7 separate regions of the Mus musculus genome follow, and all the other regions are linked to region 1. Evidence: chromatin loops called from intact Hi-C (ENCODE). Cell type or tissue: heart. All regions are shown on one strand. Links, peaks and the distances in the headings refer to the core of each region. The heading gives the core; the rest is flanking DNA. Region 1 holds the start of Gabrb2 (gamma-aminobutyric acid (GABA) A receptor, subunit beta 2). Region 2 has its middle 170 kb from the start of Ccng1. Region 3 has its middle 52 kb from the start of Gabra1. Region 4 has its middle 110 kb from the start of Ccng1. Region 5 has its middle 62 kb from the start of Gabra1. Region 6 has its middle 54 kb from the start of Gabrg2. Region 7 has its middle 67 kb from the start of Gabrg2.

Region 1 (4,400 bases), core at 1-4,000:
GGTAGGCCTTTGCACTAGATACAATACAAGCCTCATAGTGAGTTACCAATGGGGGCCTGATTCATCTGTTGCTTCCAAGTGAATAACCATATTTTGAAACAAAATAGTAGTTATATGTGTTACAAAACTGTTTTGGAGGATTCATTTTAGGTCAGTAAGACTGGAAGCCCAAAGTGTGGCTGGACAAATGCACTGGTGTCAGCATTAAGCTAAGAAAGGAGTCTGGCTTGGAATTTTTCACACCTGCTTCAAATCATTAATGCTACACTGTTGTCCCATTTACAAGCTGACATTTATTTTTGCACTTTCGACATCCCATGACTTCTCTGCAACAGTAAATAGCTCAAAGTGATTACACCCTGCCTCAGCTGGATCTATATTTTGACTAGCAGGTCTTGGCATTGTGTCCACCTCTGATCCCACTCCAAAATGGTACATGCAGGGGGAAAAGGTCAGTTGAAGTTTCTGAAGAGAACAAAAGGTTTAACACTCTATGCCATGTAAGGATATAATACCCTCAAGTCATTTCCAACCTATTTTAGTTACCTGGAGTCATTTTGTGAGCATTGCTTTATCTCATAAATATTTTTCTATGAGATACTTTGTGATGTCTTTAAAAAGCAGTTAGTAAAATAAAGCTTTATTGGAAGAAGATGAGCAAAAAATTTAAAATAATAAATGAGATACAAGTCTGACCAAGCATATGTAGAAAATATAAAACCTTAATTGATTTCTATTTAACTTTGACATTAGAAATTCAATTTAGAGCCAAGTACCTGGGATTGTAGAGGTACCCAGGTTAGGACACAACTTCAACATATTCAAGTCATCCAATGTTATCTTTCTTCTGTGTTTGTGTATCATACAATAAAAATATTCCCAGTTATTAGATTATAAACTTTCTGTTATTAAACCACTGCTAAGTTAGTTGATGATCCCCCCAGAGTCTCTGAAAAATGCTCAGAATCTTATGATGCCTTTAGATTGTTATTGCCCAGCATCTGTAACTGATATGCTAGATGCCACTTTGAATTCTGGGAATATGAGAACTTCTGTTAAATTTAGGTGAGAGCCAGGCTAAATCCTAATACTTCAAATTTCTTGAGTTAATTAGTATGCCCTAAATTTTATGTCCCAATGGCTGGCTTAGAAGTGTTTGTATAAAAGCTTACACATTTCATCTCTGTCTTTAATTATTTGTCCAGTCTCAAGACAGGAAGACAGGAGGATGTCATAGAACAATATGAAATGGGCTGTGTGCTATCAGATCTGAAAGGACTGCTGGAATATTAAGGCTCACTTGATCTAGATACACTGCCAAGAAGAAAAGAGGAGAGGAGAGGAGAGAGGGAGGGAAACAGGGAGGAATGGAGGGAGGGAGGGAGGGAAGGAGGGAGAGAAGAAGGGAAGGGAACAGCGAAGGAGGGAGAGGAAAAGAGAGGGAAAGGGAGAGGGAGAGAGAGAATTTACAGGAGAAATGTCCCTGAGTTAACTGGGGGAATCTGGGACACTTGTCCTTGTCATGTTATGTCCACAGTGCTCCAACGTGGGCAGCAGGGGGCGCTCCTGCATGAAGCATACCCCCCCAAAAGTGCTTCCCTGTTGGAGAACACAGGTTCTTCTCACACCCCTCTCTCTCTTCTTATCCTTTGTCCAAAGACTGAGTGTTGCTGACAATAAGTTGTGTGTGCTTGGTACACATAATGATTAGTGTTGCAGGAGCAGTAAGAAAGTACACTTGGTATTAATCTTGCCTTTTTGGATAAAGACTGGCCAGTTTTTTATTTGATTTCAGTGGATTAGCAGAAGGGGTTAAAGGAGATGGAAGGTGGTGGGAGGGGCAGAGATGTCAAATGTCATTAAGTACTAGGAATCAATTTCCTAAAGCAACAAGTGGGCATCAACACCCCAGAACTAATTACTTAGTCACTCTGTGAGAGTTTAGTTTGTATGATAGACTTCCTGGTAGGTTTTTGTTTGGTTGTTTTATTTATTCATTTATTTATTTAGTCACATTTAAATGCTCCTTTTACCATGACTAAGCCCCAAACACAGAACTGTAACTCGACAAACTGAGGCTTTCAGGAAGCTGTGAGAGCCATCACTTCTGCAGGGGGCCTTCCAGCATATTGCTGCCTGTACAAGTGAATGTGTGAGATACTTTACTCACTCTGTATTGGATCCAAATTGGGAAAAGTGCAAAAAACCAGCAGTTGTTTTGTAATTACACATGCCATGAATTCCAGAGCAATATACTATTCTCCTGTCCCCACATTATACACATATTCAAACATACTCCACCCCCCCCAGCAACTGCACAGCCCCCACACAGTCCCCATTATAGAGACGTATCTATGAGCATTAATACTCACCATATTGACCTCAGAAACCATATCAATGCTGGCAATATCAATGTTCATTCCTACGGCCACAGGGGGACCTGCAAACCAAGATGGTCAGCCATGTGACTTCTCAGAACTTAGTCATTCATACGAAGAGTTGTCACTGGGAACTCTAAAGAAACCCCCTCTGTAGAGCTAATCCATATATTCATTACTTTCCCATATCTTTGCAGTATGAATGTGGGGATACTCTTCTAGGAATATGCACACATGTGCTGGTCAGACAATGTTGCCAGCTCTGTCTACACATGTTGATGTCTCAGCATGTGAATTCCTACAACTCACAGAGCCCTAGGGATTCGTGTAGATTGCATTGAAACCCCCTCTTTTTTTCCCCACCCACTTCTGTGTGTAGGTTTTAACTCTTTAATTCCATTAAGAGTCTGAGCAAAATTAAATGGCCACACTAGCATATCTGGGGCTCCAGGGAGAGATGCCCCTTTTTCCTCTGCTATCTTTATTCTCAATTCCCCAGAACCCCTTCTCCCCTATGCCATTCGCATATAGGGCTGGGTGGAATCCCGACATGAGCCACTTTAAACCATGGCCAGAACTCTTCTAAAGTAGATGGGCACAGAGAGTTGAAGCCACCTCTCAGCCAACCGCCTGCACACTGTGTCCTCAAAAATACTCACATTATAAGACATCCCCGGCTGGGCACACTGTTAACTAAACTTAAGAGGTTTGTATCTCAAGAAACCTCAGACTGGGAACAAAGATGTATCACGGTGAAGGAGAACGAGAGCGGTTACAAAGTCTGGTCACACTCTAAGGGGGTCTTCTTGAAAGACCTCTCAAGTGCTGGACAGAAACTGGCTTAAGTTTGGATCTGTTTCTCAGCAAGGTAAAATAGGAAAACATTCTATACATCACATGCGCCCACAACTAAGGAGAGGAAAGAGAGTGCACACAAAGCCCAAAAGACAGCTTGGGCTGGAGCTGGGCTGTTTCTTATTTGCAAGGCAATCCCATTACCTCCAAAATCTGGTCTCAGACGAATGTCATAGCCTTTCAACAGTCTGTCCACCGTCTCTTTAACCAGCGACATATTACTAGGGTCATTGACACTAAAGAAAAAAATGACAATAACCAGGAATGAATAAAGAAGACAGCACGGCATCTTCAACAGCCCTGCTCACAGAGAGGTATGCAGACAGAGCCCTGACAAGTGAGAAAGGAAAGGGACACTTACCTCTGAGCACAGACAGCGGCGATTATTAAGGGAAATGACCAAATCCCAAAGTAGCCCCTTTTCCGGACTCTCCACATCCCTTTAGGTTCTGGTGGGATTGAGGGATTCACTGAAGAGAGGAGATCCAACTTAGTCTGCCCAGTGCAGTAATTCTAATGTGGAGCGCATGCGCACGGCGTACCAAAACATCAAAGGGGCAGCGGCGGCTGCCGGGGACCGAGATTTCCTTGTTTAAAAAAATTAAAGGGGAAAAAGGAAAAGAAGCATATATATGTGTAATATGTACATGTTTGAATAATATTAAACTACTACCCCAGAAATGCATCCAGAGTAAAATCTTCGTTGGTTTTTTTTCTTTCTTTCTTTAAGACAAAAGCAACCAGAGCGTCTGGTAAGTTTCTGTTCTAGGAGGTAGTTGCACCTCACGACGTGGTGGGATTTTAGAGAGAGGGAGAGAGAGAGAGAGAGAGAGAGTGTGTGTGTGTGTCCCCTTAAATATTAAAAAGAAAAATAGGAGTAGGGTGTAGGGAGGAAGATTGGTTCCTGAAACCCTTCTCCTCCCGGTCTAAGCCAGTTGAAAGGGGCAAGGAGTTGAACTTTATTTCCTTAAGAATAGCAATCCCCTGCCTGGGACAAGCGGAGGAGGTGGGGGTGGGGTGGGAGCGCTAGGGGTGGGGAGGGGAGCAGTGGGAACCAGAGTCCGAGGAGGAGAAAAAAAACCAATGGGAGGAGTGCTGAGCAAACGTTGGATTTTGAGCGAGGGGGGGTGGGGGTGGGGAGTGGACTGTGAATATGAAAGAATCGGA
Region 2 (4,417 bases), core at 184-4,183, 1.5 Mb after region 1:
TCACACTTAAGAACTTGCAATAAACTAATTGCTAAAAAATTGAATTAGAAATTCATGCACCAGCCATGTTTCAGAAACACATTTACCCAAACCTTCAAGGTACCATTCATTTTTTTATTGTAAACAATTCCCAACCCAGAAACAGATTAAGAACTTGAAGTTTCATTTTATGAGACAATAATAATTTTGTTATGAAAATAAATTAGAGTGTAATAAAAGAAAATTTAAACAGTCTCATTTGTGGTGATGAAAGGAAGAATCATTAGCTAAATTAGTCCAGCAAAATATTAAAATAATTACCAATGGGTGAGGCTCCAGTAACACAGATGTGGCTTAACATTAGAAAATGATACAGAAAACAAAAAACAGTGGTTGTCTGCTCTCACAATTTTACATTGTTCTCAAGATCTTACTCAATACCAATAAACTAACAAACTTATTTAATCTTGGAAGCTGATACTCTTGTATACTCAAAGATGAGATTTCAACAAAAATAAGTACTACAGATGATACAGCTACTCACTGTTAAGTGAGTTGCCAGCCAGTCTGTCCTTTCGATGAGATGTATGTAAAAGTAGATGTTACGTAAACTTAAATGGATACTGATAGCAGTAAGCCTCCGAGATGACAATTACATCTGGTAAATAAAAGTTACTTTTACAAGTGGGGTCAACTGTCCCCACCCCCACCCGTGTGTGTGTGTGTGTGTGTGTGTGTGTGTGTGTGTGTGTGTGATTATTTTTAAAGAAATCATTTGAAAACCTTTCTATTCTTTCAAATTGGGGAAGATACACATAATAAAACAGAAAAACTATATCAAAAGAAGAGAAAGAACACCAAGCCAATTAATTTGAAATAATAGTATAAATAATACAAGAACGTGTCTGAACAATGTGAAATGTAGCGGAGAGCCCCACATAGCCCAACACTGCGTTTTCAGCAATAGTTTTGTCAAGATGATGTCGTTGTGTAGCTGTTTCTCTGCACTGAAAACTTCCCTCTTGGGCAGAGGAAAGGTTCATGAGACTCCTTAACAACTAGGACTCAGAGCACAGCTCCTGGATGCTATCTGTGCAGTACCCATTGCAACTCCTCGGGTAGCTGCCTGCAAGTTGCTCTGGGAACTCCTCTAACACAGTCCATGTGAATCTCGCTCACTTAAGGGAAGGGCATTTACTAAAGCAACTGGCAGAGCTACCCCAACGTTTGTAAGCTGGACTTAAACTGACTTCTTGTTTGTTTGTTTGTTTGTTTGTTTGTTTGGTCCAAAGCTTTTATATCTGAGGTAATCAAAGAAAGATTCCCCAGGAGAAGTTAGTTATGCAACATCATGCTCTTTTCTGCCATACCAATAAGCAAAAAATAACATTTCGATGAAATTAAAATTCATGCAATGTGCTTTTTAATTCAGACTCTGCATTTATCTCAAAAAAATAAAATAAAATCTGTTTTCTGTGTTATTTCTTACAAATGTATGCAAAGCTTTGATTACAATGGAAATGGCACACAAGTTGGAGTTAAGCTGATACAGGATCAAAACCCACCTCTTCACTTCAATATGTGCATACATTACTAAATGTTGTTGGCCATGACCTTCAGGGGGTTCTAAATGGAATGAAAATGAAGTAAAACTTGTGAATTTCTGGGTACAGCTGCTCTTCTGATACCTCTTGTCTTTTCCATTTCGAAGCTGATCTGGGTGGAAAACACTTTAATTATTCCTTAAACCTAAAGAATGCTAAAACATAACAGAAAACAGCAAAAGATATCACTCGTTATACATATGATAAATCTGAGGCTGGGTAGAGATTTGAATCCAAGGGAGAACAGATAAAGTAAAACATTCCCCCTCTATCATCCCTCCTAAAACCCAAACTACAAGATAATGAAAAGGAAAGAGCTCGACTTCCAAACCTCAACGGGGCTCCTGGCCGAGTTTATCATATCCCGTTAATTTCCATTTACCTAGGCTCCACCACAAGCTATGCGAGGTGGCAAGCCAGCAAGTTGGATGAAAAGCGACTCCTTTTTTTCCTCTTGCTTAAATTGCTCCGTGTCCTTTTGCGAACTACAAAAGCTTGTATGAAAATCCTCCTGCTGAGGCCAGCTCTGGGACGCAGCTCAAGGGCTCCACCTTCAGTCGCAACGGAAAAGGAACCATTCAAAACCATTCCTTTGAGTTCTAAGGAGACAGATCTGGAATGGTTTTATTTCACGAAATGCAAATCCTACAGTCTTTGGTTTTGTTTTGTTTTTTACAAATAATATGGGCCAGACACTTATCTACTATGCACAGTAAGCCAGATAATCTTAAAGTGTGCAAGACTGACTATAAATAACTCAAGTAAACTGGTTGCTTAAACTACCTCATGGTCTTTCATGTCTTCAGGACTCCTGTCTGCTCTTGTGTTATTTAGCTGCAGCACTAGCTGATAAGCTTTTCATTCCATTTCTCCTATGATATTTACTATTGTTTTGTAGTGAAGGAAATGTTATTTCTTACCTAACATACCTGTTGATAAACTGCCAGTAGGTTTTGTTTTTTTTTTTTTTTTTTTTTTGACAGTTTCAATAAGTATATTGAATGGAATTATTCTTGGAAGAAATATTCTACCTTGACAAATGGAAATGATTCTCAGCTCTATTAAAAGGCATTGCTTAAAGGTTAAAGATTAATTTTCCAAGAGGCACTGGTATGGAATACAACAGACAAAAAAGAAAAGAAAAACACAGAAAATTAGTCCCATAATTCCACAGAATTAAACCCCCAAATTGAATTCCCACTTAAATTAAACAGTTTATTTAGTTAATCTCAAAATGAATGACTCCATGTTTTCTATTAAACATATCTTGTGGGGTTATACTTGAGAACAGTAACTAAAATGTTTAGATGTGTTTAGAGATTTTTTTTTCTTCCTAATGGGAAATTAAACTTACACATTAAAACTTACAGTTTTCTATTCACCTTATAATAGTGTTTTTTTTCCTTTTTTCCTTTGTTGGGGCCCCAGACATACCTCTAACAAAAGACGCCATAGAGAAATGTGAGTTTTGTGCCTCTCACTACTGTGAACGAAAATTACTGGAATTGTTGACAGAGATTAGAGATTAGAATTGCAACCTGTACAGAGTTTGGGATGTTGAAGATCCAAAAGCTAGTTATCACATCTTGGGTTAGCAGTTTTTGTCCACCTTTGTGTCATAACTAACATCTTGTAACTAATAAATAGAAACATTTGGAATTAATTAACTAAAAGTACTACTGGTGTGCACTGACCCAAAAACTAAGAATGTTATCAGGTAACATCCTGGGGGTATAGAAAAGGTTTCCCCCATCTGACTCTCACCACCTCTCTGATATATCCACCAATTTATTTTAAACTTGTTTGAATTTGTGTCTTTCTTTGCTCTGTGAATCTATAAAACTCCTTTCCCATTAGAATATGACAACTGGCAACCTAAATCTATGTTCCTGGGATGTGGTCACTAAGAATGGCTTCAAATAAACTAGCTTTTCTCTTTTAGATGAGAGCTGTGGCTTTTGTATCAAAACTGGTAAGAAAGAGGGGATTACTACTCTAAGAGAGCAAGAATTCAAATAAAGTTCAATTTTTATGACCCAGAGTTTTCATGGTCCTTATGTATCTACAGACTCTTTTAAAGGAGTAAATATTTGAAGCTCAGGGTAATTTCTTCTGGCTGAGCTTCATAACATTCACAAAATATCTTCTATTCTTCACAGTGATCCAACGGTTTGGTTCTTTAATGAGCCCTTGCTTTGTTGTTGAGAAGACAAAATACAAGTAAATCTAGTAAATTCAGCCTGGAGGCACACACCTGTAAACTCAGCACTCAAAACCTTGAAGAAGGAGAATCATGAATTTGAGGCAAATCTGGGCTACAATAACTCCATGAGTGGATGATAGAAGACAGACAGACAGACAGACAGACAAACAGATAAAATAAGGGAGATAGATGAACACAGAGTTATGTCGGCGGAACTAAAATCAAAACTCTTAATACCTACAACTATGCCCTATACAGCAAGCCTTCTATTAATTCTGCATGGACACATCCAATTCAAAATAAATATTTGAGTATTTCTATTTAACAGACATTATATTGCATGAAAATGCAGCATGGGCATGCTAGGGTAGATCTCTAAGAACTAAGAACAATTTCACAAAGGCTGGGGACCACCGTATTGGAGAGCAAGTGGGAAGACTGCTGAAGGTGTTAGACAAGCTCTTAAGTGAGACACAGCTGCATTCAAACCCCAGCTTCACTACAGCCTGCTGGTTAACCTAGGTCAAGTACTCAGCATTTCTAGGCACTATTTTTTTAATAAGTTGAAAAGAGAAAACACCAAACGGTTCTCTGTATTAGAGCTGCTGCATTAAATAAAGAAAATATCTAA
Region 3 (4,417 bases), core at 307-4,306, 190 kb after region 1:
AAGACAAAAAGACCTTCCCAGAGTCTAAGATCAGTCTGATAAACAACACTGCAATTCCTATTACAAAGCTACCACTAACTTACACCTGTGCCCAGAAAACAGAAAGAAACAGATTTGGCCAGTCAGTGAAGTGTTTTGCTATCAAATAGTATAGAATTGAAACTGAAAGCGAGGACACAGCACTGAAGGCTGAAGTAAATTAGAAGTTATTGGAAGTATCTAGGGAAAGATACAGACATCCTGATAACGCAGAAATCCTTTAAGTCAGCTGACAGATTTGGTGATAGCCAAGAGATAAAGTCAGTGATGGTTATCACCAATTAGATGTGAACGCTAGGAAGTGATAGAGAACTGAGGTCTGGGGAGAAGAATAGATAATAGTAGATGGCAACGCTGTGAAACCACACAGCCAGCTCAGGTCACTTTGAGATCTCTTGTTATACGGGATTCCAATATAGTCCTAATATAAATCTATATGAATAAATTTGGAACTTTGTAAATGTAATAATCAAGGATTAAAAAAACAGAGATTCCAATTGGAGAGATAGCTTAGAAGTTAAGATTTCTTCTTGCTCTTCCATCAAACCAGTTTGGTTCTCAGCACCCACACTGGGAGACTCACAGCTGCCTGTAGTTTCAGTTCCCTGGGATCCATCACCTTCTGGATTCTGTGGGCATTCCCCTATTTTCACAGAGACACACAAACACACATACACACACACACACGCCTACCTTCACACGTGCCTACATACATGCATACACACACATGCACACACATGAACACACATACACACACATACCTATACACACACATACCTATGCATATACACACACATGTACACATGAAGAGACACACACTACAAATGAAAATTGCATCCTCAAATCACACAAATGGATAATAATCTTTATTTAAACATGTCAAGTGACACATAAAAGGTAAAAATAATATTTGGTGAAAATGGGAGTCTAAGAACAATACATGCTTTAAGAATGTGCAGAAGACAGATCTGTTAGAAGACATTGAGAACACCCATTGTTTCTAAAGAACCATGGCAGTGAAACAAGAGTCTCTGTTTCAGAAACTCAGAATGCACAGAGGTCAGCTTCATCTGCTTTACAGATTCCCTGGCAAATGCGTTGTTGTTGTTGTTGTTGTTGTTTTTGGTTTGGGGTTTTTTTTTTTGTTTGTTTGTTTTTGTTTTTTGAAACAGGGTTTCTTTGTGTAGCCCTGGCTGTCCTGGAACTCACTTTGTAGAGCAGGCTGGCCTTGAACTCAGAAATCTGCCTGCCTCTGCCTCCTGAGTGCTGGGATTAAAGGCATGTACCACCACCGCCAGGAACATATATTTCTTTTTTTTATCTGTGTTGGTTACATTGGCTAAGGAGAGAAATATAAGAAACTGTAAATAGCAAATGAGATAATATTGGTAAATATTAGACTGCAGAAGATCAGATATGGACTACTATCTTGAGAACTGATGATGTTTATTAGTTTGGGTAGGGGGTATACTGGAATGGAATGTTAGAAGCATGTCACAGAATGAAGATGAAGTAAAGAAACTAGAGAATCAATCATAAAATGCCCTGCAGACTTGTGGACACCTGCTGCTATAACCTAAAATGATAAAAGTAAGTGTAGATTTTGAGAGGAAAAAAAGTGCTTTTTATGTGGATCTTTCTTCAGTTTATCTTGTTGGTTTTGATGCTGTTATTAGACTAAACTGAGAGGAAGGAAGGTATACTCATATCTGCTTGCATAAGCTTGTTCTAGTAGGTATTGTCAAGATACATTCTCCCCAAGAATCTTTGTCCGTATGTACAGGACCTAGCAGTTTCGGGTGCAGTGAATAAGTCAACTTGGGGAGTCACAAACTAGAGACATAAAATCATGAAAACCTGTGCCATTTTCTACAATGTGTATATTTTAGCAAAGAAAAGAGGTTGCTATTTCAAGGTCAAGCCCTGTAAATGGTATTTTAATATAAATGTCTTTGGTAAATTAATACTAGGGGTGTATTTCTTCATCCTAGCTAGTTCCCAATAATAACAGAGAGAGTGCAAGATTTATTTTCAAGCTTCACCTCAATATTTGAGCAGGCTATTGATTTATATTAGCCCCTAAACTATTCTGGCTACCACCCAATCAAAAATCTCAATAATACTTGAAATTATGTTTTCCTTGTTTCTGCTGAACATTCAAGTATTGTGTTTTCCTTCCACCTTGTGGCAGATCTCCTTTCTTTTTCTCTCTCTCTCCTTCCCCTGGCTGGCAGAAGCCCCGATGTATTCTCTCTTCTGCCCCAGTCATTGGATGATCAGCATTTATTGACAAGGCAGAGAATAAATGGTAAGAATTGTTTACACAGAGTTGTGACAGGTGATTCTGGACATAAGCATTGCAATGCCATGTCCTGATTGAAATAAGTTATGAGGGCCGAGAAATCAGCATCTCAATATTGCAAGGATATCCTTTACATAATGCACAACATTATCCTTACAAAACTTGCATCGTTTTCTCAGAGCATTGGTACCAGAGAAAGGTCCTAGTCATGTGCTAAAGCATCAGGAAGTGAGGATATCGTGAGATATTGATATTTGTGACTGGTCACCTGTTATGCTACTTCTCCTTAGCTTCCTGCACTATTTTCTATAATCTCCAATCATCTATAGCCATTCCACCTGAACATGCCAGACCTTGCTGATACCCTTTTCCTCCTTTCCATGCTAGCAAACTTCTGGTGCATTTTTACTTTAAGGGAAGTGACAGCCTCCCTGCTAATGAAAAGCATATGTTACCTATCCAAAATATGTCTGGTGTGCTTACCCACATGACTTTTATAAACAGGCATGAATCTCTTCTTAACCTCTGGCATCTATAAGTCTTCATGGGCATTCATCCAACTTCTTGTCATTTTCAAGGTCATTTTCCTTCTTCTTCACTCTGCTGGTTTCTTCTTTCATTCCTCTTACCAAAGACAGTCTCTCCTTCAGCCATGGTACAGATGTTCTTTGCAGCTTGTGTCCTTTCTTCTCACACATACTGTCCTCTGACTATATGGATAATTGATATTTTCTTCATCCTACACATTCACTATGGTTGCATTTTCTTTCTTGGGCAATCTGTACACAATATAGAGCTGAAGAGGTAACTGATTGTTCTGTTGGTTTATTTGTATTTTTTCCATGATCTGATATAGTATTTGAGTGGAATAGCCATCTGATGAGTATTTAATATAAAACAAATAAGACAGATGATAACACTTGACGTAGTAACAGTGATCTGTAATTGATGAAAATTATGTAATTTAATGAAAATATTTGAGGTCATAGAGCAAAGAAAGTAATATAATTCTTCCTTAAACTCTCACATTTGAAGACCAATTTTGTGGTAAGATAGAGGGAAGTAAACTTTTAATTAACTGAATCCTAACTACCTAAAGTTGTCAGTATCCTAAAGGTAATGATCTGTTAATGCTTGATGTTAATTAAAAGAAAAAAGTTTTAACTTTAAATGCATTAGCAGCTGTCTATATTAAATGTGATACCATTGCATGTTTTATATACCTGCTTAATAAAGTTCTTTGGGAGCTACCCCAGGCCTTGTCTTAATCTCATGTTGGCATGAGTCAACTCTAGAGAAGGTCAAAGGTTCCCACTTTCAATTTGGTAGACAACTATGTTGGAGCACTTCTGATCATTTAACATAGAGTAGGCTTGGAGTTTAGATGCTTTTTTTCCTCTAACAAGCACACAGAATATATACTGAGACTTCCCTAGATGTTTAACTAAAAAATACATACACTGGGGGCATTCACTTTTGCTTGGTTTCTGCTAATTGACCAACAGTGCTGACAGTTGATGACAACAGTCAGAGTCAATTGGCTACCAGTTGCAGAAAACAAAGCAAGAGTAAACTGCACACCCTTTAATGGAATCACTCAGTTCTCCCCTAAATATCCAGTACAGATCCAAGTTTACATTAAAATGGTTGCCGTGACAACAGGTTGGAGACATTTAGTATGCTGACAACATCTGAAACACATGCTGCACCTTTTCCAAATTGAATGTGTTCTTTAGAGGTAAATTTCCATATATTTCTATCGCAAATGATTACAATTCCCTGTTGAGGTCCACCTCTTCTGACAAAGAGCCTCTTGTAAGACTTGCCCAGTCATTATTGGCTTTCAACATCAAATCAGAGGGATAAGAAGATAAAGAAGATTCCTGGGACTCCAGAGAACCTGCACTACTATAAATGATAAGATTTGAGCAGCTCCCTGGGAAAGAGAGAGAGGCGACTACTACCTCTGCTCACAGTACTTCGGGAACTCTGTTACAGTAGCTAAGTGAGAAACATAGTTACATTTTCATTTTTTAAACAGTTAAGAGTATTAGTAAGAGAATGTGGGAGACTAGG
Region 4 (4,417 bases), core at 295-4,294, 1.6 Mb after region 1:
AAGCAGATACTGGCCTGAAAGCCTACTCCCCGAAGATTAGCTGTCCTGGTGCCATACGGCCCTATGCAAGCTTCCAGCAGAGTGAAGCAAACAGAAGTCCTACCTTTGTCCTTAAAGACAGAGAAAAGGAAATTATTAAATTCTCTAAGTTGGTTGTCAGGTCTGTTCACTTCACAGCAGAGGCTTAAAGTGAATAAAAAAGTACCCTGTGAACTTGAGAGTTTCCCCATGTAGTGCATATTGAGAAAACTAACTTATCTCGAAACCAAAAAAAAAAAATTACAAAACAATGATGAGTGACTTAGTTTGCTTTTAATGCCGTGATAAACATCATGACCTAAAGCCACATGGGAGCAAAGGCTTTACTTCATCTTGGATACAGTCGATCCTGAATGGAAGTCAGGGCAGAAACTCACTGCAAGAACCTGGAGACAGAAACTGAGGCAGAGACCAGAGAGGAGTGCTCCTTACTGTTCAATAAGCTTCCTTCCACAACTCAGGCCCACCCACCCAGCGGTGACACCTCCCATAGTGATACAGGTCCTCACATACCAATCATCCATCAAAAAAAAAAAAAAAATGTCCCACAGTCCTATTTACAGGATGAAGGGGATTTCTCATTGCGATTTCCTTCTCCCAGATGTGAGACTCTAGCTTACATCAAGTTGACAAAAAAAAAAAAAAAAAAAAACTAACCAACACACTAAGTCATATAAACTGGATTATAGATGTAATAAAAAAAAAAACTCAGGAGAAAAACAGATTAGTAAGGGCTAGAAGAGGGAAGCAAGAGGGGAAAACTTGAAAGATAAGTAATCATTTGATAGCCAGGAAGAAGGTCCTGGGAGATTTAGACAACGCAATAGGCCAAGGTAAGCAGTAGAGTGAGTTACCATTGTGATTGCCATCCAGCATGCACATCCAAGATAGATGCAAAAGACATCCTGAGAACTACAATGAAAACTTAATAATTCCAGTGCTACTGGCCTGAGGCAGAATGGAAGTAGAACAAGAAATCAAGTCTTTTCTGCCTGCTAAGTCAGTAAACTTCAAAAGCAGGGGCAAAAGGAATTCTGCCAACTCCAGGACATCCTAGTCTATGTAGCAAGATCCAGGTCAGCCAAGGTTCCTTACTAAGACCCCATCTCAAAAATGAAAAAGAAAGAAAAGCAAGAAAATGAATTCTAGAGTAGTATGAAATGACCTCAGTTGCTAAGTCCAGCCAGGTGACAGTATTCCATTTCACAAAAGCAACGGGAAGGCCCACCCGAGCTGCCAATGAACTAATGAGTGGCTTTCTCACCAGGAACAAGGCTGAAATGGCTGCCATCTAACCACTAATAGATCACAGAGCGGAAGGGATGTGAAATACACAGTGCAAACCCTCGCGTACACCTCGAGGTGTCGGGAATGTCATGTGTGGTAGTAGGCTAGCCATAGTTGCTGAGAATGACCTCTAGTCTGTAGAAGCAGAGCTGCCCAGACCTGGAAAGACCTGAGGATTATCTTCTCCAGTTCTAGCTGAAGTCTGGGGAGACGGGATGACCTGCCCCAGCTCTAGGAGGGATGCTGAGCCGGATGGTGTTTCACCAGATTGCTAACCTGAAGAAACAAGCCACCAGTGCCCTTGAACACGCAAAACCCGTGCTGACTCAAGAATCCTATTTGGAGGATTGCTGAGTGTGAGCTGCCTCTTGTCAGGAGGCCCAGATGACAACGCCAAAATCTGAAAATAGTAGTTTTCAACTCTGCACAAACCACTGACAGAGCAGAAGTTGGACAAAGACCACTATGGAGTTAAACTTCTGTTGCCCAGCTTCCTCCAAACTATCTTTTTATCTTAACTTTCAAGGCCAAAAAAAAAAAAAAAAGAAAAAAAAAAGAAATTCTGCTTTAATCTCCAGAAGTAGTAATAAAACTCATTTTAAAGCTATTATATCTTTCCAGAAGATTCTAGAATTCCCCATCCCTAGAAATGCATGCAAAAATCATTTCACAAAACACTTGGTGTTGTTCCTAATAAAAACAGTACCACACTTGAGTTGGTGGGGCTCCAATTAAGCAAGCTATGTTCTTCTACTGCCCCCATCTGGCAGATGTTGGTAAAAGACAGACTGCATGGTCTGTGTTTTAAGAATCTGCTCTAGTAAAATCTCTCCGGTCCTCATAATTCCTTCTCTCAAACCTTGTAGATGCACAGTTGTAGGGGTAGCTTCTTTGCCAGAAACTTCTACTTATGATGAGTAACCCACGAACAGTTCCAGGATTCTGGAAAGATGATAAACAAGAAAACTGCATTTTCAAATGTATTTTCATCTAGCAAGAACTTGAAGGAAGAAACAGAGCTTTCTCCTTGTCTTGTAAGAATAGATAGTATGGGGCTGGGCAGATGGCACTCCTGATACTCCAGCACTAGAGAGACAGGGACAGAGGCTTCACTGCAAGTAAGCTCAGCCTAGTCTATATAGCAAGTTCCAGATTAGTCAGAATTACTTCGCAAGCCAGACCCTATCTCAAAACACAAAGAGCAAGCAAAGGGAGCGTCAAACAGAGCAATTCTCATCTGATGAATCCAGCCAAATCACAGAGTCCAGGAAGTGGGATACAAGCTGCACCAATGTGCACCTGAGCTGCCATCCTGGTAAGGCATCAGAAAGGAAAGATCAGGGTCTACAGCAATTGTGTGCAGAGTACAACTGGCCTCCGATATCTTGTGCTTCTTGGAAACGGCTTGAGGGCTGACTTGGAGCAGTGTAATATGTCTCTATCCAGGTATCTGTCAGTTCTGATAAGATGCTCTATGCCACAGTAACAATCCATAAAATCTCAGTGTCATAATCCAGGAGAAGTTTATCACACAAATCCACACGGCCAAAGCTCCAAGTGTTTATCACGCTATAATGCACTTGTCTTTTTTCATGACAGACTATAAGCTATTTGGAAGTAGAAACTGGGTTTAGCTCTGTACTGTATCTCTGACATTTAACTCCTGAAGCACATGTGCTCTGAGAATATCAGTCGAACAAGAGTGTGAAACGAGAGTTGAGGAACTGACAAAAGGCAGATCCATAAGGACATCTTTACCAGGAGCTTTGCCACTCCCTTCTGCATCTTCAGATCTTAAGTGGGGATGGCGAATCCAGTGACAATTCTATACTCCAAAAGCATTCATTGGCTTCCCTCAGCCTGTGATATAGGATCATATACCCGGGTAGGCAAATGTGAATTAACGAGGAAGGCTGCCAAGTAGGTATCCATAGCAGCCAGAAGAATACTTGTCCTAGAGGCGAGACTGATAGATCTGAACACACTCCACATCAGCCCATACAGACAAGACTGCTTGGGAGCTACTGGAGAAAATTACACTGTGGCAAAGGAACAGATGTCAAAAGGGAATAGAGTCAAGACCTTGTAAATATGTCAGTGATTTCTTTTAATGGGGGTAAAATATTCCATCTGGAATTGTAAAAGGAAATGAAAGTGAACAGACAACAGAGTCAGAGACAGCTCCAGCTCCTGTTGTTAGGAATCCCACATGAAGACCCCACTGTACAGCTGTTACACATGGTAGAGGGCCTAAGTCAGTCCCATGCATGTTCTCTGGTGGACAGTTCAGTTTCTGGGCCCCTATGGGCTCAGGTTAGTTGATTCTGTAGGTTTTCTTGTGGTGTCCTTGATCCCTCTGGCTCCTTCAATCGTTTCGTCACCCTTGCACAAGATTCCCCAAGCTCGGCCTCATGTTTTGGCCGTTGATCTGCGTCTGTTTCCATCACAGACTGAACTTGGGCTGTAAATAGCTATCTTGAAACTTCTCTCCTAAAGACCGGATCATTTTTCTCTGCTTTTTAGCAAAACCTTGTATGCATTATGATCCAGGCTGTGTATGCTACCAGGCTACCTTTGGCTATCTATATCACAGAGTAAATACAAGAAATCCTCCATAGAAATATTTATGTGTTTTTTTTTTCTTTATTGTCTTTAAGACATGTATCACTATGCTGCCCAGTCTGGCCTTGAGCTCCCAAACCTCCTGTCTCAGACTCCAGTGTCCCCTATGTAATTCCTGAAGAGTTTGTGTCTAAAGTGGAATAGAGTGTTTATCATTAAATTATAAAAAATACCCTGGGATGAAAATATCTGATTGATCTTATAGCTTAGTAAGAAATATATCCAGAGCACTTTATCCATAAATAAGATGTTATAGTAATTTTATTAGTAATCCTGTTTCCATCCTTGCAATTTTAGATTAGATAGTGGCTTATAATTTGTACTGAAAACAAAGCATAAATCTACTACTGCTGATTTCTCCTTTATGGCTAACCCAAGGCACTGATCCTGGATCCCCGGAGTAAAGCACACCCCAAAACACCCTCTCCATGGTCGGAGGTAGTACTGCACTGCCCTGGGCTTAAATTTG
Region 5 (4,417 bases), core at 122-4,121, 180 kb after region 1:
GTAGGTACCGCTCCTTGGCATACCCAGGAAAAGATTTGTACTTTGCATACATACAATTAGACACTGCAGAGATTTTTTCTTTCCAGAATTTTAAAGTTTGGTGGAAACCTACATTGAATCAGAGATTATCTTGAAGTAACATATGTGGGAGCTGGGCAGAGAAAGCACCAAGTAAACAAAGTTCTCAGGATTCCTTTATATTATTTTAGAAATCTCACATTTCACATCTCAAAAATGCTGTGGAACTCCAGAAGGACACATGTGAATGCATATCCTCTTGTAGAATATAGAACACCTGGGTCTGTGCTCTTTTTACTTTATTTTTAACATGTATGTTTGATGTAAAAACCATGCTATATGTTACCTCTGTTAAACTTAATATAAATTGTTAGTTATGAAACTTCCAGAAGCCATAACTAAGTTACTCTCCTTTGCTGAATTAAAAATCATACCACAGGGCTGGTGAGATGGCTCAGTGGGTAAGAGCACCCGACTGCTCTTCCGAAGGTCCAGAGTTCAAATCCCAGCAACCACATGGTGGCTCACAACCATCTGTAACAAGATCTGACGCCCTCTTCTGGAGTGTCTGAGGACAGCTACAGTGTACTTACATATAATAAATAAATAAATCTTAAAAAAAAAAAAAAGTTGTTAAAAAAAAAAAATCATACCACAATCTAAAACATTGAACAAGACTATAATAGTGTTACATGTATGGTAATAGAATTCTAAATATGGCATACAAATGGCTTTGATTTATTTTCCTTCCTCAGTCATATATTTCTGAATGATGCTATTTCAAAGCTCATCTTATATTTGTGTTTGTATAGAAGACATTCATTAAAACAATTGAACATGTCTCTTTTTGCTTCCTTTGACAAGACTGATAAAATATTTATTGACCATATACTGTATGCTCTGTATTTAAAACATTTCTGAAGAGTATGATGGCTTTGACTTTGTGAAATGTACTAGTTATGTGGAAGAAAATAACTACTGAAATAAACACTTCATTCCAAATCAAGGCATCAAACTGTGATGTGTATACAAAAAGGGAAGCAAAAACATATGTGAGTGTATAAGACAGAAGCCTCCTAAGTGAATGTTACCATAAGAACTTGTAACTAGAATCTAAATGCTCTTGTCTGTCAAACTAAATTTGTCTGGGGAGTGAAAATTTTCTGGATGTAGAATTTATGCAGATTTATGCAAATACTTTACATCCTGACTCTTCACACCCTTTTTCACATCATTTCTTTATTGGCCTCCTTGCAGTTAAAATAATGTTTATGTCACAAAGGCTCATGACTATGTGACCCAAGACCAAGGCAGAAGCTTAGAGTCAGTATGACATCTTTTCGTCTCTATGAATCTCTTACTTTTCAGATGGTTAAAAAAAGTGAATATATTTATTATAAAAGTAAATGCTCTCTACTAAAAGCACTCTGCTGTCAGGTAAGCCAATTCTGACTTAAATAATTTGACACCATTTTATTTATGCCTATTTTATATTATTTCTGTGAAGTATATTTTTAAATGTATACTTTATTCCTACAGAGAAAAGTGCACAGGAAACTGTACATCTGAGCCTCAGCTATTTTGAAAAGGTGGTGCCTTAGAAACCAACTGTAACCCATAAATTAGTAATTTGTAGAGTTTTCAATTACATCTAATTTAATATTTAAAAGTATATATTTAGAGCAGTCTATTTTGCTTGCTTATTCTGCATTTGTTTGTGTTTCCATTCTTCAAAGCACTTTTCTCTTTGTATTCCTTTCTTGAATTGCAGGCCACTTCTCATTATACTTCCCACTGTAAGGCTTACAGAAAATTAAAAGACGCCTACACAAAAGGAATATAAAGGGATGCAATCTGTGGGGTTATAAGTGGCATCTTTTTACTGTAATAAAACAAGCAAGGAATAAGTAAAACCGAATTAAACTGAAGTCCATTAATGTGATATAAAGCAACTAATAAAAAAAGATTCAAAGGATTTAACTGTCAATCTTTGGATGGTGTCCTATTGTGCAATGGATGCTTGGTTGATTTGGAAACCTTGAAGTGCCCTTCAGAGAGCCAAGGTTGACACTCCTTCTACAGCTCTGTAGAGGAGAATAAAGATTTGACATATCTGTGTTTCTTTTGCATTTACATGACTTCAAGAGAAGGAAAAGGCTGTGAAGCACTGAAGTAAAGACCAACTCGAAACACCTTATTTATACAGTTGTGGTTTGTTTTCATTGCTCTGATCTCTAAAACAGAAGATGTGGGTTGAAGAGAATGGAGAAGACAAAACAATTGTAAAAGTGTAAAGACTGACCCACTACTCAGGAGTCAAATCCCTTCTCCATCATGGACTTGGTTAACAGACCCGTGCACATATGAAAAATAGCTGGCACTGGAGGATTTCAGAAACTCATGGGCTAAGTGTTCTAAATACCACACCAAATCATCTTCTCTTATAAGCAAAAGAAATTTTACCCTAAACAGCAAATAAGTAACAAATACCGAGATGCAGTCAAAACACTCTAAAATTTAATAGAAGCCTCAGAATAGGGCTGGCTGAAACTATAGGAACACTTGGTGCATTAATTTACCTGATACTATAACAGACACAATGAAGAGACACTTAGCAGTTTTTGAAAGTTTTAGAATCTATCCCCTCATCCTTAATTTGCCACAATTCAAGAATAGTTTTAGAGCCAAAGAGATTTCATATTGTTTAAAATCATCACATAGTATTACTAGTCACTAGGAAGGGCCCGGTATACGATAGCAAGGTAGAAAACATGCATTTTGAGACTCTGATAATCCCTTAGTAATTGTTGTTATGAATAATATACTCAGATGGAACATAATATTATACTTCATAGTAGAGAAAGACTTCAAAAGTCTACTACTGCAACTGCTCTGCTCATATTCTTGGGAATTTCAGCTTAAAATACTTTATTGCATCTGGATCATCCTCATAACTAGCTCAGAGTGATCTGTCATTTGGGGTAACAGGTAATGATCAATTGGGCAGAGGGTACAAATGGATTTCTCTTCACTCTCTTCATAAATGCAGCTGACACTCCTTAGTGACAGAGTATAAATAGATCACATTATATAAGGCACACTGAGGGTTTTTAATCTTTCAAAAGAATTAACATTGCACACAGCATTATTATTTTAGAATTTCCTACACACAGAACATAGTGTTCAAAATCTACCCTACTGATAACCATGAAAACAGATAAAGCAGAGTATGAGAATCTGTATTTTGAAAGACTTTTGTGTGTAGATGTAAACTGAAGTCACAGATGTTCTGTACAATGAAGGAATGCGCATCTGGTTAACTGATGTTCCTGTTTAAGAGTCTAGCGGAAGCTACTCTGTACTTGTATAATGATGGTCATTTTGAATGACTTAGGGAAAGGACAGATTGCTCTTTGTCCAGACACAGGAAATACAGCTGTACTTACAGCACAATTTTTAATTCTCATGAATTAAAGACTTAACTGCATTATTACATGCTAATATTGTTGATAAAGTAGACTACATTTTTCGTGCAAGCACTTCTCATTCTCTTGTTGACATGCCTTAGAAATTCATGACTTATAAAGACATCCATAGCTCACAGGGTTACCAGTGGTTTTCCACTATTTGTTGCCCCTAAAGTGTCCTTTCTGTGTGTCAAAATTGATGGGTCCACGCCAATCAACACATTAATGTCAGTTCCATGCTTCTTGAAGGAATAAGCAGAACCTTTGTGCTTATCTTTCTGGAACATTGTCAGTGGCACACCATACTGGAGATTTGAGGGGAGACCCTGACCCTCACCCTGCAGATAAGGGCCACAAAAGGTATGTGTTTTCTGTTTAAGTTACTAGCAATCTCATCACACTACTCCAGACATTTCCTCTTGCTGATAGCATCTTATGAGCAAGCCTTTGTCCAGTTGCTGCAAATGACCTTGGAACATCACGTGAAATCATTAGAAGAATTGAGAAATTACTTCTATTGCTGTATTGCTTTAGCAGCTTTTCCACTGTGCATGACACATATGCATTGTGAATACGGAAACACTATTAGATAGATTATTTTCTCATGTCAAACATACCTTAACAAATGTTACAAATGTCTGAGTATATTAACTTCATATTTTTTTTCTTTCAAAAAAATACATGGAATAGCTCTTTAGAAAACATGAGGCCACAAGAAAGAGAAAAAGAATATAGAAAATAACATGAATGTTGAATGATTCTTATTTCATAAATACAATCTAGGGCTGACTGGCCATGTAATTAGGCAATTAATTAGGAAAATTAATTAGCATTGAAAGACTTTCAGCTTGTCTATGCATTGGAGAATTTCTCAGGAATCTTCAGTTACAGAAAAAGTTATACAGAGCAGAAAATCTAAGGGTCATAAAACA
Region 6 (4,417 bases), core at 128-4,127, 370 kb after region 1:
TACAAAGCAATCGTGATAAAAACAAAGAGTGATAAAAAGGAAGATTATATTTTATGTCCATTCCTTTAAGAGTATAAAGCTGTGTGCTTAAGGTACCTGGTTTTCCAAGGGATCTATGGGTACAAGGATGTTTGTACTTTGTTCCCAACTGGTCTACATGCAGGTTCTTGTGCCATTACTATGCATGAAGTCAGGAACTGAGTTTCCTATTTTTGTTCTGGGATGTTTTGATTATTTAGTCTTGTATTTTGACATATTTTCCAGTTACTTCACTTTTTGCACTATACTGCAAAATGTCAAAGTAAACTTACATATTCATCTCTGTATGTAGATTAATCACGACATTGTTTACTATTTTACTATACCATATTGTACTATCATCTTAGGTACCTATCAAGATATAGACAATTGAGTCTCTCTCTCTCTCTCTCTCTCTCTCTCTCTCTCTCTCTCTCTCTCTCTCTCTCTCTCTCTCTCTCTTTCTCTCTCTGTTTGTCTCTGTCTCTCTCTCTCTCTCTCTCTCTCTGTGTGTGTGTGTGTGTGTGTGTGTGTGTGTGTGTGAGTGTACACACATGCCCATGTTTACTTGTGTATGCATGCAGAGACCAAAGGCTGATGTTATCTCTGCATCACTCTCCACCTGTTTAGAGACAGGGCCTCTCACTGAACCTGGAACTCAATGATTTGACTGGATCTGATTGACAGCAAATCTCAAGGATCCTTCTGTGTCCATCTTTCCAGAATTCACACCCCAAGTGCATGCCACCACACTTGCCTTTTTTTGTATGGTTTCCAAGGATTGGGCTTAGGTCTTTATTGTTCACCAAACACTTTATCAACTGATCCATGTCCAGTGACTTCTCTGAGGTCTTTCAATGGTGTTGCTCCTGGAAGAGTGAAGGACTTTAGTCTCTCTGTACTTCCTGAGCTGTCAGTGTGGACATGCATCTTACTTTATGGTTTCTATGGGTTGAAGTTTGGTCCTTATAGCATGGCTAGGCCTGGAAAGTAAGGATATATTCTTAGTAACTGAAGTTGTGATCAAGGGTGGAACTATATCAGCCAGTGAGGCCAAAACTGAGTTCCATTTTCTCTCATTGGTCATTTTATTCCAAGTCAAATTAGCTTATCTGTTTGTTTCTGTTTGTTTATTGCTTGAAGACAATTTTATTCACCCTTTCTACTGCTTGGAATTCTCTTTCCTCAAAATTTCACAGGACTGTTTTGTCCCTTTCAGACCCTATCTTGAAACTGCACTGCAATACACACTGCCGGGCACCCCGTTGATCAATCATCCTGTTGGATAATATTACCTTAAGACATTTATAAAGTTAATAGTGCATTAATATCTGTCTTTACACCAAAAAACAAGCCTTCTCTAATGTCAATTAGCTAAGGGTGCTTCTACTGTATCCCCACAACTCAAGTTGCGAAGGACATATTGGAAGGGCACATCAATGCCTCTGAGGGCCAAATCTTCACATCCACCCGCATGTGTACCCAATAAAAAAGGAACACAGACAAACAAGAAGCAGAGAATGCCAGATGAAGTTCAAAACTGTCTTGCCCTTGAGTCACTACACAGCACTATTAGAACCAAACAGAACAACTCACTCTATCACTCATGAGTTAGATTGATGTGTCGCCACTTTTCAGGTTATAGTGGAATGGGACCAGGGCTACTGTATAAAATGTAACCCTAGGACTGTGGTTTTCAACCTGTGGGTCATGACCTCTTTGGGGTGTCAAACAGCCCTTTCACAGGGCTCACCTCAGACCATTAGAGAACTCCGATATTAATATAATGATCCACAAAAGCAGTAAAATTACAGTTATGATGTAGCAACAAAAATAATTTCACGTTTGGGGGGTCACTGCAACATGAGAGACTATATTAACGGGTTACATTAGGAAGATTGAGAGCCACTGGCCTGTGGAGTGACAAAGGTAAAGAAAAACGCTGCTCTCTGCTCTCAATTAATCTGGTAATTGAGGGTACTCTGCCTCCAGATGTGATAGGAGGCAGAGATAAGCCAAATAGTGTATTATTAGCCTATCTTCTTTCAAGTGAAAGGGATGTTTAGAGTAAGAAAATAGCAATATCGCCTCAATAGCTAATCAATTTTTTTTTCATTGAATGAATTTGTTTTCTGTCTGCTTAACTGCAAATGACAAAGGGGAGATAGAGATAAGAAGGGGTTTTCCTAGGTTTGCTTAAAGCAAATAACCTATTTTCTGGTCCAATGGTTTCATGCTAAAGCAAGCTAGCATTTGGGGCTTGTTGGTGAGGTGTGAAGGCCACAGAAACAAGTAAGAGTTAACGTGTGTCAAAAAGCCAGATGAAAGCAGGCCTGGTGCTTCTCCTCCAGCCGCCCATCAGCTCTGGTCTTAGGGCTGGCTTTCCATTCCTTGCTTCTTTGTAGCAAGGCTTCTGTGCTAGAAAAGACAAACAAGTAGAATCTAATCTCCTCATTCAATTGCACTGAAAAGCAGTTCCCCCCACTAAGGCCATGGGTGTGCAATTAGCTCCCTTTGAACATGTCCCTGCTTCAAGAGAAATCAGAAACTCTCAAAAGGTGTGAGGAGAGCCAGGGAGTTTGCAGAGACCTTGCACTGCTTTCTATCTGAGGAGCTTTCAGTCTTCCCTTGTCAGATCTAGATTCCAGTGTTTAGCGTGTGGTGCCTCCATAAAATGATTCTGGGATTCAGCCTTTGTAGCAAGGGCTTTTCTTAACGTTCAGAAAGGTAGTGAGGTTAAGTTATTAGCCTTTACAGACACAGCATCATACAGAAAAGGATGCTGAGTCTGGAACTTGGCTTGGTGGTTTTTTTTTTTTTTTTTTTTTTTTTTCTGACTTTGATTCTTTGCTTTGATTATGGGCTCATATATTTATTTATTTAGAGAAGGGTCTCATTCTAGACTGGCCTGAAACTCATGGAATCAAGGGTAATCTTGAACTTTTGAGCCTCCTTCCTCTATCTCCCCTCATTGGCATCACAATAATAAACTGCTCTGTTTGATTTGTGTGCTACTGGGGATCAGACCCAAAATGATGCATGCTATAGGTAAGTTCTCATAAGAGAGTCACTACCTCAGTTCTAGCATCTTTAACTTAGTATTTAGGAGCAGTGCCAAAGTTCAGTCTCCCCTCCCCTCCTTCCCTTCCCTCTTTCCCTCCCCTCCCCTGTCCTTCCCTCTCCTCCGGTCCCCTCCCCTTTTCTCTTATCTCATCTCCTTTCATCTCTTCTCCTTTGCCCTCATCACATCTTTTCTCTCCTTCCTTGCCCCTCTGCCTTGAGGTAGGATCTGATTATGTAGCTGAAGCTGCCCACAAAATCATAACCATCTACCTGGTTTTACTTCATAAATACTGGAATCACAAATATGAGGCAAAACACCAAACCAGAAAACAATTTTCAGGGCACTGTGGGGGTCATAAACTAATAGCAATAACATGTTAAACCTCTTCAGTTAACATAAAAGGAGCAATGGTGGTAAAGAGTGAAGGCCAGCATGCTTTCTGGAAGTATCTGCTCATTTCCTCAGGCTCTTATGTATACATGGAAAAACCTCAGATTTTCATTCCATATGGAAAAAAATTATGAGTCAGATTTGTGTTTGTGATATCCACCACCCTTGGAGAGTTATTAAATATCACTATGTAGAATTTCCTCTTTTGAAAAATAAGAGAGAAAGAAATAAATTTCTTGCTTTTGTTTGAAAAGTCAGTGCTAATATTTTTTCCTGGAACTTTCTTCTTTCAACAACAGCCTCTCTGGAATGGACCATATCAGTGTACTTAATCTTCAGACATTCTCCATACTACTTTACATTGGTTTGCCACAGCTACAATAACTACGATAACTACCATGTACTAGTAATGGTGCTCATAACAAGTGCTAAATAAATACTTATTAACTTGGAACTGTAGGTTTCTATTAGGAGTTATAAAAATACAGTTTAGTAAAATCAGTTTTTCTTCATGGTATCTTAGGCAATTACTAAATTAAGAACTTATACTTATACCTAGATTAGGTATTATGTTAATCATAGGGAACTAATGAGCTGAAATTAACACAAATTTCATGTTGAAATGATACATACTTTGAGCCCTGACAGTTATGGTTTTTAACTTGTTGTTATAGGAGTTTTACTTGACTGTTATTCGTTCTTCTAGCTTGGAGAGAGAAATGTGAGTGTCAGATTTCCTAGGACTGTTGCATAATTGCTGTAATAGCTGTGAAATACCTAACTTGGAGCATAATAGCTACCAATCAGTTTGGTTGGCTCTTACAAATGCAAGCAAGTGATGATCTATGCTGGAGATTTTAGGTATGTTTTTTCATTTAACTTCCCCTCCCCAAATCCATGAGGGAGGTACCAAATTACTTTTATGTTGCAGAATCAGGACTCAGT
Region 7 (4,417 bases), core at 232-4,231, 360 kb after region 1:
GTGGTACATTTACACAATGGAGTACTACTCAGCTATTAAAAACAAGGAATTTATGAAATTCTTAGTCAAAGAGGTGAATCTGGAGGCTATCATTATGAGTGAGGTAACCGAATCACATAAGAACACACATGATATGCACTCACTGGTAAGTGGATATTAGTCCAGAAACTTAGAATACCCAAGATACAATTTGCAAAACACATGAAACTCAAGAAGAAGGAAGACCAAAGTGGTCTTTTTCCTTTTTAGAGTGGGGAACAAAATACCCATGGAAGGAGTTACAGAGACAGTGTTTGGAGCTGAGATGGAAGGAAGGACCATCCAGAGACTGCCCCACCTAGGGATCCATTCCATAAACAACCACCAAACCCGGACACTATTGCACATGTCAGAAAAATTTTGCTGACAGGACCCTGATAAAGCTCTCTCTTGTGAGGCTTATGCCAGTGCCTGGCAAATACAGAAGTGGGTGCTCACAGTCATCTATTGGGTGGAACACAGGGCCCCAAATGAAGGAGCTAGAGAAAGTACCCAAGGAGCTAAAGGGGTCTGCAACCCTATAGGAGGAACAATAATATGAACTAACCAGTACCCCCAGACCTGTGTCCCTAGTTACATATATAGCAGAGGATAGCCTAGTAGGCCATCAATTGGAGGAGAGGCCCTTGGTCTTCGGAAGATCATATGCCCCAGTCCAGGGGGAGTTGCAGGACCAGGAAGCAAGAGTGGGTGGGTTGGGGTACAGGCATGGTGGAGGGTATAGGGGACTTTGGGGATAGCATTTCAAATGTAAATGAAGAAAGTATCTCATAAAAAAAAAAGAACACTTACTGTCTCAATTTTGTGTATGTAGTTGTTTTCTCCCTTTGAGGAAAACCTCCTCATCCTGAGTTAGTACCAATGAGACAATGAATCCTTTTCAAGGTTACTTACAGCTAAGAAATGGATTAACTCTGTGCAACATTCCATAGTCCCTGATGAAGTCCTGTCTCCTAAATTATAGTACTCCTTTGGTTTCCTCTTGGGAACCAACTTTCTTCCCTTGAATATTTAAACATTACAAAAACCCCAGTAATTTGTATGCTAGTTTGAGTAAATTGTTTCTTTTTTCACACACAAACTACAAATGCTCCCTTTTTAAAGTGTCCTTTTGCTGTAAGATGTATATCTTACAGCAGAAATCATTTAGAAACATTCCAAGGAAATATTTTTATTTTTCTTCTATTTATTTTAGGACATATTTCAAGATGACTTTTCTTCTTCAAAAGAGAAGCACAGATCCAAATGTGTCTAAATAATCAGACATCTAAGCTGAAAATGTTGCTATTCCATTCTATTCACAGCCAACACTAATGGCTCTATTTGTTCAATATCTTCACTTAATTGCTAGCCTCCCCTTCCTAACAGAACACCATGTAAAGGTGTGTAGGATACATTATACCCAAAGTTGGATAGGATTATGAGCCCACAATGAATTTGACAGACCAGTTAAAATATCATCCTCTTATTCTTTGCAAAAGAATGTTTTATTTATCAGTTGCCTCAGGCTAACTGAATTGGGAAAAAAATGTCCACAATTATGTTAAGTCCCATTCTTTATTTTATTTTATTTTATTTTTTCCAGCTCTGTTCCTATTAAAAGTGTGGCTTTACCATCAGAGGGAAACAGCACCTTTTCTCAATGGTATAATTGGAGTTATTTTTTCCAGTGTCAAAAAAAGTTTGTCTTGTTGGGAACCATTGCACCGACTGTGAATGGTGAAGCTGTTAAGCTTTTACTATTTACTCTTTATTCAGATTTTAGGAGAACCTGAGGACCAAACTGCCTTCCTTCCTCATTACCTCCATCAGGGGGAGCTCTGACAGTGTTTCGCCTAGCTGGGTTTCTCTTGGCAAACTACAAGCTAGTCATTTACACAGCTCTTTAAAGTGTATTGAACTTTAAAAGCCAGAACACACACATTTTCTGTCCTTTCTCTCGCTGTGTCACAGCATGGTGTCGATTTTTTTTCTTAAATCGTTTTTTAGTATGTATCTTACAGTTCAGGATATGTTTTATCTCTGTAGAAGCATGCTTAGTGCTTCTTCCTGGGAACTCGTTTTACACAACCAAGAATGAAACCTTGTCAATCTAGTTTATATGGACTGCTCTAACAGAGGACGCTAAAGACTCTGGTTAGAGGCAGGAAATAAGGCAGTAATGACGGAACTAGGCAAAGCAGAGTTTCTCCAGTATAATGCCCTGCTGATTTTCATGTAAGACAATAAATAGATATATACACATGTAATTGAAGCAGCTCTAAGAATTAGCTTTAGTACTTACTCATTTTGAAATGTTGAGTGATGTAACTAAAACTTAGATGAAGAATCTACCAGGATCATACAGCTTCTAACGGAGAAGACAGGCTCTTCCCCAAAGGACAAATGTTTATTATGCAAAATGTACACAATTGTGTCCCATTTTACTAAACAAATAGTAAAATGAAGGAAAAACTAAGGAAGTCATACTTTTTATTTCGGTGTTCCTTTTTAGTGTCAAGAAGTACCTAATTCTTTTCATTTAGTGTTCTTTTCGCTTTTGCTAATATTTCAGTTTTTCCTGTGCAGAATATTAAGTTCCAGCAAGGATGGAGGTAAAATGAATGAACAGAACGGGCAATGATGAGCGAAGTGCAGGCAGCTGAGAATCACACACTCAAAGGACACATCCTTTACCAAGCAAAATAACACCTCAAAAATACAATGCAGAGCACACTAAGATACTGCTGAGTAAGAAAACTGACAGAACATTTCTGAATTTTGCTTCATATCACATGTATTTTTCCACATTCTAATAATCAAATGAAAAATGAATTGAAGAAAGGAGCTTTTCACTACTGTGTTCCATTTTGGTGCATATAGAACCTAAATGAATACAAATCAGGTTGAATATAAAAATAACCTCAGGTTTGCACAGGCGGAAGATTACTGTTTATGCATGTGGTCTGTATTATTCCTTTCTTCCCTTCTTATCTTTGAGCATCAAAGCAACAAGTATAGCAAATTCCATAATAAAATCTGGACATCATTTTTGAAAACCCATATGCCATTATGTTAAATCATTCACAAGGTCATTTCTTTCTTACTAAGCATTTTCCAAATTGCTTAAGTAAGACTCAAAATTGCCCTTCCTTCCAGCTCCATCCCTTAGAACTTCGTTTTCTCTAAGTATTCTGACTGGTCTCCCATAATCTTTAACTTGCCTTCTGTATTAAGACTTCCGTGCACAGGCCCCACTCTGCACTACAACCCAGCCATCTCTTTGCTCTCTTTAGAATGCACCCTTAGGTCACCACCAATGCTCAGTGTTTTGCTCGGCACCACCATGCATCTACCATTCATGGTCTTCTATCAAATGCAGTCATTCTCCAATTGTCTCTAGAAATAAAATTTCAATAACAATCCATGTATTACTCCTTGCCACCCCTGACTCTGAAAACAAGTTTTTAGTGACTTTTCACATCCTCCAAGGGCCACTGGCTCTTCTCCATCTAGTATTTCTATCAGGCACTAGGAACAAAATAAGTAGAGTTGATTGTTGTACACAAGGACTCAGTAATGGGAAAGGTTGACAAATGGACTACTGTAATATTCAGGAATACTGAATATTGCTTGATACAATGAATGATGTCATAGGTTAATAGAGATTAAAAACCTGATGGATAAATATCAAGGTAGTAGGAAATCTATACTTCACACACCTAAGGGATATTTGATAAAATGTACATGAGAAACTAAAGTACAAATATTAAAAGGCAGTGAATGAGAAAAAGAATGTATTAAAAGATTTGTCCATACCATTGGAGATTTATTTTAACCTAAAAAAGTAGATAGTTTAATCCTAATTAAAATACTTTCTGCTACAATAGATTTTAATTGGATGTTTTCTCTTCTGATAATTGCATAATTTTTCCTCTTCTGTCATCTTTTTTTTCTCATCAAAATTTTATGCTACAAACTAACCAGAACACAATTCTTAATTACTCATATTGTATCTTACGGTGTTATTATTGACAATGATATGGCTGTGCTACACATCTTAATTATTATTTTAAGAAGTTGGACAGTTTCATCTTGTACTTAAAATGTTTTGCATTTTTATTTATAATACATATTCTAATTTTAAATATTTTAAATATTTTGAAATAAAGTAGGAATAGCTACAAAATTTGTTGTTCATTCTGCCCATTTCCATCAGGCAGATAATCCTACCTAATTATACTGTAATGCATATATTTCACATCAGCACTATATGCTCATAGAGAAGTCTGCATTTTCATCACTCATGTGTTAGTGTGGCTACCGGCACATTTGCAGTGTAAAGGAAACACAGGGGCAGAGAGATGTTCCTGCCACAAGCATGTCATAGGCACTTGTA

What was found. A loop is a pair of places that touch in the nucleus more often than their neighbours do. Peaks named below come from ENCODE experiments on the same cell type or tissue, not always from the same donor. Only the 100,000 strongest peaks of a DNase experiment are listed, where the experiment ranks them.
Region 2: a loop joins it to region 1, with 19 times the contacts of the local background. A loop is called at or near these places in 5 of 42 quality-filtered maps.
Region 3: it touches region 1 in a loop (1.8-fold over the local background); 2 of 42 quality-filtered maps call a loop at or near these places.
Region 4: a loop joins it to region 1, with 4 times the contacts of the local background. A loop is called at or near these places in 8 of 42 quality-filtered maps.
Region 5: a loop joins it to region 1, with 2.3 times the contacts of the local background. A loop is called at or near these places in 2 of 42 quality-filtered maps.
Region 6: it touches region 1 in a loop (2.8-fold over the local background); 2 of 42 quality-filtered maps call a loop at or near these places.
Region 7: a loop joins it to region 1, with 3 times the contacts of the local background. A loop is called at or near these places in 2 of 42 quality-filtered maps.

The regions. Positions count from the first base shown.
Region 1 is chr11:42,420,621-42,425,020 of GRCm38, reverse strand. It overlaps Gabrb2 (gamma-aminobutyric acid (GABA) A receptor, subunit beta 2), which reads right to left and starts at 4,247. Exons shown (of 9, transcript NM_001362647.2): 1 at 3,595-4,247; 2 at 3,378-3,469; 3 at 2,373-2,440. The coding sequence starts at 3,671. Gm34591 (a long non-coding RNA gene) reads left to right here and starts at 3,806. Exons shown (of 3, transcript XR_388590.4): 1 at 3,806-3,985. In heart, for the core only: a CTCF peak has its summit at 1,553 (motif pointing right); no DNase peak of the experiment used is centred there; H3K4me3 peaks cover 706 bases; H3K27ac peaks cover 289 bases; H3K27me3 peaks cover 459 bases.
Region 2 is chr11:40,925,038-40,929,454 of GRCm38, reverse strand. No RefSeq gene overlaps it. Among named protein-coding and RNA genes, the nearest start is that of Ccng1, 170 kb to the right of the region's middle. In heart, for the core only: a CTCF peak has its summit at 2,128; no DNase peak of the experiment used is centred there; H3K4me3 peaks cover 375 bases.
Region 3 is chr11:42,232,615-42,237,031 of GRCm38, reverse strand. No RefSeq gene overlaps it. Among named protein-coding and RNA genes, the nearest start is that of Gabra1, 52 kb to the right of the region's middle. In heart, for the core only: no CTCF peak of the experiment used is centred there; no DNase peak of the experiment used is centred there.
Region 4 is chr11:40,863,563-40,867,979 of GRCm38, reverse strand. No RefSeq gene overlaps it. Among named protein-coding and RNA genes, the nearest start is that of Ccng1, 110 kb to the right of the region's middle. In heart, for the core only: a CTCF peak has its summit at 2,096 (motif pointing left); no DNase peak of the experiment used is centred there.
Region 5 is chr11:42,243,004-42,247,420 of GRCm38, reverse strand. No RefSeq gene overlaps it. Among named protein-coding and RNA genes, the nearest start is that of Gabra1, 62 kb to the right of the region's middle. In heart, for the core only: no CTCF peak of the experiment used is centred there; no DNase peak of the experiment used is centred there.
Region 6 is chr11:42,052,818-42,057,234 of GRCm38, reverse strand. No RefSeq gene overlaps it. Among named protein-coding and RNA genes, the nearest start is that of Gabrg2, 54 kb to the right of the region's middle. In heart, for the core only: no CTCF peak of the experiment used is centred there; no DNase peak of the experiment used is centred there.
Region 7 is chr11:42,065,458-42,069,874 of GRCm38, reverse strand. No RefSeq gene overlaps it. Among named protein-coding and RNA genes, the nearest start is that of Gabrg2, 67 kb to the right of the region's middle. In heart, for the core only: a CTCF peak has its summit at 1,840; no DNase peak of the experiment used is centred there.